Linked DNA regions of Mus musculus: region 1 is linked to region 2. Evidence: chromatin loops called from intact Hi-C (ENCODE). Cell type or tissue: gastrocnemius. All regions are shown on one strand. Each heading gives the region's core, and the rest is flanking DNA. Links, peaks and the distances in the headings are about the cores only.

The links. A loop is a pair of places that touch in the nucleus more often than their neighbours do. Peaks named below come from ENCODE experiments on the same cell type or tissue, not always from the same donor. Only the 100,000 strongest peaks of a DNase experiment are listed, where the experiment ranks them.
Region 1: it touches region 2 in a loop (4-fold over the local background); 15 of 42 quality-filtered maps call a loop at or near these places.

Annotation. Positions count from the first base shown.
Region 1 is chr7:99,794,067-99,796,972 of GRCm38, forward strand. No RefSeq gene overlaps it. Among named protein-coding and RNA genes, the nearest start is that of Olfr521, 28 kb to the left of the region's middle. In gastrocnemius, for the core only: no CTCF peak of the experiment used is centred there; DNase peaks (open chromatin) are centred at 1,655 and 1,879.
Region 2 is chr7:99,706,699-99,709,604 of GRCm38, forward strand. All of the region lies in intron 4 of Gm34280 (a long non-coding RNA gene), which reads left to right. Slco2b1 (solute carrier organic anion transporter family, member 2b1) reads right to left here and starts at 144. Exons shown (of 14, transcript NM_001252530.1): 1 at 1-144. In gastrocnemius, for the core only: no CTCF peak of the experiment used is centred there; DNase peaks (open chromatin) are centred at 1,142 and 1,857; H3K4me3 peaks cover 645 bases; H3K27ac peaks cover 1,905 bases.

The sequences.
Region 1 (2,906 bases), core at 172-2,671, 87 kb after region 2:
GCAGCCAGGGGTTCAGTTCATATGACTTTAGTCAAGTTACTTAATGTAAGACAGAGGTTTGCCACATAGAGATGTCTTCCCTGTGGAGCTGCTAAGAACAGAAAAAACAGAAAGCTGGCTAACGTGGACAAGCAGAGCAGTGCCTGGTGCACACAGAGCACTTGATGAACTTAGTGTCTGCGGTCAGTCAGCTAGCTATTAGCTAATTCATCTGACACAGCTGGAGGGAAGGGGAGATGAGGTGCAGCCTGTCACTTCCTGTCACCCTCTGTCACTCCTACTCACAGCTCTGGTCTGGAGTCAGACCTGAGTTCACAGTGCTTCATGCTAAATTTCCATTTGTCTATCTGAACAAAGCTCCCTGTCAAGAGGTGGGTATGAGGGTTGGGATGTAGCTTGATCAGCAGAGTGCTTTCCTAGCTTGCATAAAGCCTTAGACCTGAGCCCCAACCACCACATAACCAGGCATGGATGTATATATACACTTGTAACTCCAGCACTTAGGAGGTAGAGGCAGAAAGATCAGAAGTTCAAAATCATCCCTGGCTACATAGTGAGTTCAAGACCATTCTAGGCTGCATGTCTCAATAAAATGATATAAAATAAAATAATAAAATGAGGGGGCTGTGAATAGTTGACGCTGCACATGGCACAGGGCAGGGTCTGGTGCTGACACTCTTCAGGGCTTTGCTCATCTTCTACGCCACAACTGGTCCATACCCAGCTCCTCTTTGTCTAGGGGGCCTTGAGTAATTTCCTACTCTTCACAGTTAAAGAAATCCAAATAAAACCTGTGGTTATGTTCCAGACAAGAAAACAAAGGCTTAGAGGGGAAACTACCTGTAAAAACAGCAGAGGCAGGCCTGAAATCCAGTCTCCTCTTCTCTTCCCTTTCTCTGTGCCCCCAGTTCCATCAGTCCCCACGGACCCCAGAGGGTCCTACCAGGTGGGAGTAGAGTCAGGTGCCAGCCAGAACCCCCTACCACCTAGAGATAGAGTTAAACCCTAGATAGAGTCTGCTGCCCAGTTTTCCCTCCTTTAGGGCTTTTTCCTGAAACCCCAGTCTGTTGCCTCCTTTGGCTTTCCTCATCCTACAGGAAGACTTGGCATTCATTTGGCTGAACCCACAGTAGCTGAGCGTCAGGTTTGGAGATCTGAGGAGGACTCAGAGCTCACATGGTCAGGAAGGGCAGACCTGAGTGGGCAGAAAGGGACGAAGGCTTCCCTAGCAGGAGGCTCTGGGTCTAAACAAGATCATCTCATCTCGTTGGAGCCTCAGTACTTGCTAGTTAGGTCAGCACTATGATCTGCAGCATATATCGGGGAAGCCAAGACTTGAAGCAATGACGTCATCTGCTCGGGGTCTCAAAGGCAACAATATTCAAATTAGGGATTTCCCCTCTGGCTCCAGGCTCCACCTCTAGACACACCCTGCTACAGGCTCCTCTCTGCTGTGGCCCTTCCGTTGAATCTGTCACCCCCTTCTTGGGATGCTCGCTGAAAAGAGGAAGGTCCCCCACATTTCTGAGGCCTGCCCACCTGCTCTTTCTTCTTTCTGGGGCGGCAGTCTTTCCACAGCTGAGTGAACTCCAGGCCACTCCCCACCCACCCGTCTCCCTGATAATGAATTGCGAGCCTGCGGGCCCAGCTGCAATGCTTTCGTCACCCAATTACCGGAGCTGCTGGCACGATAAATCTTGCTCACACAAACGCAGGCAAATCTGCAGCTATTTTCATGGCCATTACTGTGCATAGGACATTGGGACCCAGGTCATTTGCTTTTCTGACATGGGTTTCCTATCCCCACAACTCTCCATCTTTTCTGTCTTCTTGCATTTCTCATTGGCAGCTACACCCCTCCCCTCCGCATCCCTCAAGCACCTGCACCCCTCCCCCTCTTCCCTGGGTTGTGGGCCAAGATCAGAAGACTCTGTGTGACCTTGGCCAAGTCTTTCCACCTTTCTGGGCTTCAATTTCTTGTAAAATATAAATGATGTCGGTGACTTTACACGTTTGTGGAGATTAGCTCACCCAGGCGTGGCACACGCCTCGCTGGCATTAACAAGGGTGCGTGTCAGCATTCTTTGTTATTTTTAAAACAGCTATGTATTTATCACAATGTGTGTTAGGGAAAAAAATATATAATATCGAGCCTGTATCACTGCTTGGAGACCATGAAATTAGAGATCCAAATAAAGTATGCTAAAGGAAAAATATTAAAAATAAGTCACAGATTTAGCTACTATGGAAGGATTGTGTGGCTGAGAGAAGGGTGAGAGCCTGAAATAACAGCCACACAGAGCTTGCACCCATAAACATCTGTTCTGTTCCCCACCCTGCCCCAGTTCCTGCAGAAGGGAATGCGGGCCTTCAGAGGGAGATGGCCTATCCTGCTGAGAGGCGCCAGCTGATCAGCAACAGGGTATTGGGGAAACTTGGGGCCTTTGTTCTCATGAGAAATGGTTCCTGGGCCTTTACCATACAGAACCCTTGTTTGGTAGTAGGGACAAGGGGTTCCAATGGCAGTGTCTCCCTTGGGGAGCCCCCTCTCCACTTCTCTTTGAAGAAAACCCTGTCGTAGTCAGGCAAGACAGTTGTCATGGCGTTTACCCAGTAGGACTTCCCTTGAGGTTTCAGACTTGTGGACTTGCAGTGAGGGCGCAAAGCCAAGGACAGGAGGTCCTGAGATCACATCTGTAAGGAGAGGCACAGGTTCACACAGAGGACATGACAGAAAAGGATTCAGGGGTGGCCTTGTGTGAAGGACTGTGTGTATGCCCTGGTGGAGGAGAACAGAACTCCCAAGATCCTCGTGGGAGCTGGGCACGCCTGCCAAGATGGGGAACCTCATGTCTTATCATAAAGAAAGCTGACTGAACCTGGGAGTTTTCAGGCCCATCCTAGGG
Region 2 (2,906 bases), core at 156-2,655:
GCCTCCAGGTCAGGTGTGGTAGAAGCCCTGCTCAAACTGACCCCTCCCTGAGAGCTCTTCTGGGAACTTGCTCCTTTATCTAGCTTTAGACCCCCCAACCCTTGCAGTGTCTGTTTCTTTGGTTCCATGAATTCCTCTGATCTCTGGTTGGGACAGCCCAGGACCAGGAGTTGCAAAGGAGGCGGGTTTGTTTAGGTCCAGCCCCCATGCAGTGAGGAGGCTGGTCCCTCCCTGAGGCTTATGGTTATTTCCTGTGGGAGCAGCAGAGGCCAGAGTGAGAAGCTGTTTATGGCTCTTAAGTTCAGGACCATTCTAGAGACAAACATTCCAGAATGTTCAGTCTCTTTGCTGCAATCCTAGTCACCGCCTGAGCTGCTTTTCCTGTGGGGCTGCTGTCTTCCCAACCCTCTATGAGCTCTGAAGCAAGCCTTTGCTTCCCTCTGAGCCTCTGCCCTGTCTCCCTCATCTCTCACTAATATCTGCCCTTGCCATCTGCGCCACCTAGATGAAAGGGGAAGGAAGGGAGGGGGAAAGGAAGCAAGACAAAACAGTAAACGTGAAATTCTTAAGAGATGTCTGGACAAAGGTCTTCTAGATGGCTGGAAGAATGATCCCATCCCAGTGCTGGCCCTAGCCAAGGGACAGGCATCACAGGAGTTCTTGTGGTGTGAAGAGTGCGACAATAAATAGAGAAGCCAAGCCTGGAGGCCAGAGGCTGAACTGGAGGGAGGGGCAAGAGGCAGGGCCTTCACTGGGCTGGGGAGGCTCCCTAGGGCCCATTCATCCAACAGCCTTGGATTCCTCCATTTCACAGTCTGAGTCACATGCCACAGAGCACCCCACTTGCTGGGAAAACATGTCTTGCTGCTCCCCACCCCCACCCATCATGCTAGAACCAGGCATGCCCTTCAACCCAGGCTCTCTTCTCAGGGAAGAGTTGGCCCCAATTTGATACAGAAATGAGCACAACTCCATCTCCAAAAGGAGACCTGTGCATAGAGTGGGGATGTGAGTTGAGAGTCTAGCTTCCTCGGAATGATAGAGAGCTTCCTTTAGCCCACTTGGCCATAGAAAGCTGGGACATCTGAGATACAGATCTGGCTGGAGCTTAGGCACTCAGCCAGATGCCCAACGCTTTCTGAGTGAAGGTGTCATTGAAGGACCAGCAATATGAGCACGTGACCGTGGATGAAGGCCAGCAATTGTGACGGACTGACAGAAAGAAGACTCTGTCCTAATTGGGAAGCCAGAGTAGATCTGGGCTCTCACCCTTCAGTCCAAAGTCAGCAGCGAGTTTTCCTAGAGACTGGAAGACAGAGAACCTTCAAGATATCAAATCACTGGTACAGAGCTGCAAGAAGGAGGGTCCCTTAGAAACTCTCTTATCACTGACTTAGCCTCAGGAACTGAGGCTTTTTGTATGAAACCAGAATATTCATGGACTCAGATGTGCTTAGGTGGAACAAAGGTCAGCCTATGAAACTTGAGCTAACAGGTCCTCAGACAGTTCCTGAACTAGTAGTTGAGTTGGGTCCCATCCACAGGAGCCCTAAGCTCTGTGCTTGCTGCCTTGCTCCCTGGCCTCGTGTACTTGGGAACATTGCTGTTTGCTGCAGCCTGCACACTGCACAGCCCCATGGGCTGTGTGGATCCTAGCACCATCTGCAGATTCCCATTGTTTGCGAAACTTGATGCCTTTTTAAAGCTTCGCCTGCTGTTGGCATGGCTTGCAAAACTCTGCAGCTCCCAGCATCCTTGACATTCTCATGGTCCTGTGGTTCCTGCCAAGCCTGACGTTGTTGTAAAACCCTGAGCTGTTGGCAGAACCAGGGCCCTTCTCTCTGAGTAGCCCACGTAGAGACGGGCCTTTCTGTAAACCTGACACAACAGGAGATTTCATCTGTGGAGCCATCTGCTTCGGGTTGCAGGAAGAAGGATGCAGGGAACTAGATTGCTGAGCTCCATTCTGGTCCCAGCTCTGTCACAACCCTGCTGTGGGACACCGGGCAAATCCTCCGCTCCTTAGGACTCGGTCTTACCATCTGTTAAGTGATCATGGCCTTAAACCATCAAGCTGCAGGGAGAGCCTGATGGTCACTGTGACCTTGCTCGGCAGATAAGGGGAGTAGTAGTCAGAGACACCTTCCCCCCAAACCTCCAAACTGCATCCTCAGCACCTCCATTCTCACTTCCCTCTGCCTCGTCAGTCAGGGAGCGGATATCTATAAATGAGCTCTAGGCTAGCTCGGTAGCAAATGAGGGTCTTCAGCAAGCCTGGGTGGTCCAAGCCTGGGCCACTGCCTTGGGCTCAGATCCCTGCTGTGCAGACCTGCTTCTTGCAGGGCTCCTTAGGTCCGTCCAGGGAAGGCAATGCCTTGCTTGTCTTTCCTCACTGCCAAGCCTCACACTACCACTCAGAGAGGTGATTTGCTCAGAGCCCTCCCCTGCACCCGACCCTGCACCCACCCACCCCAACACATCCCATCCTCTACACACACACACACACACACACACACACACACGTTTCTCTCTAGCAAGAGGTGAGCTGTGAGTTAAGGACATCCGTGTCAGATACGTCTGTTGTACTGAGGTCAGTGTGGGAAGGAATGTAGAGCTCTTTTAATTCAATGTCCCATCTTCAGATTGTGAGACTGAGTGAGGCTCATTGGGAGTGCCTGTCTACTTCACCCTGAGTTTCTTTCCCTGGCCAGTAGAGGAAAAGTAGCCTCCATCTGGCTAAGGGTCTGGACTTTCCCTTTTTGCCGGTCCTTTCTACCCTGAGGAAATGCAGCTCATTTAGACACCTCATGGTCGGCAGGCCAGCTGGATAAAGGGGACTCTAGAAGGGGCTCTGCCATGAACCCTTTGGCTCGTCCACGTTTGCTTACTGCCACTGCTTTGCTCTC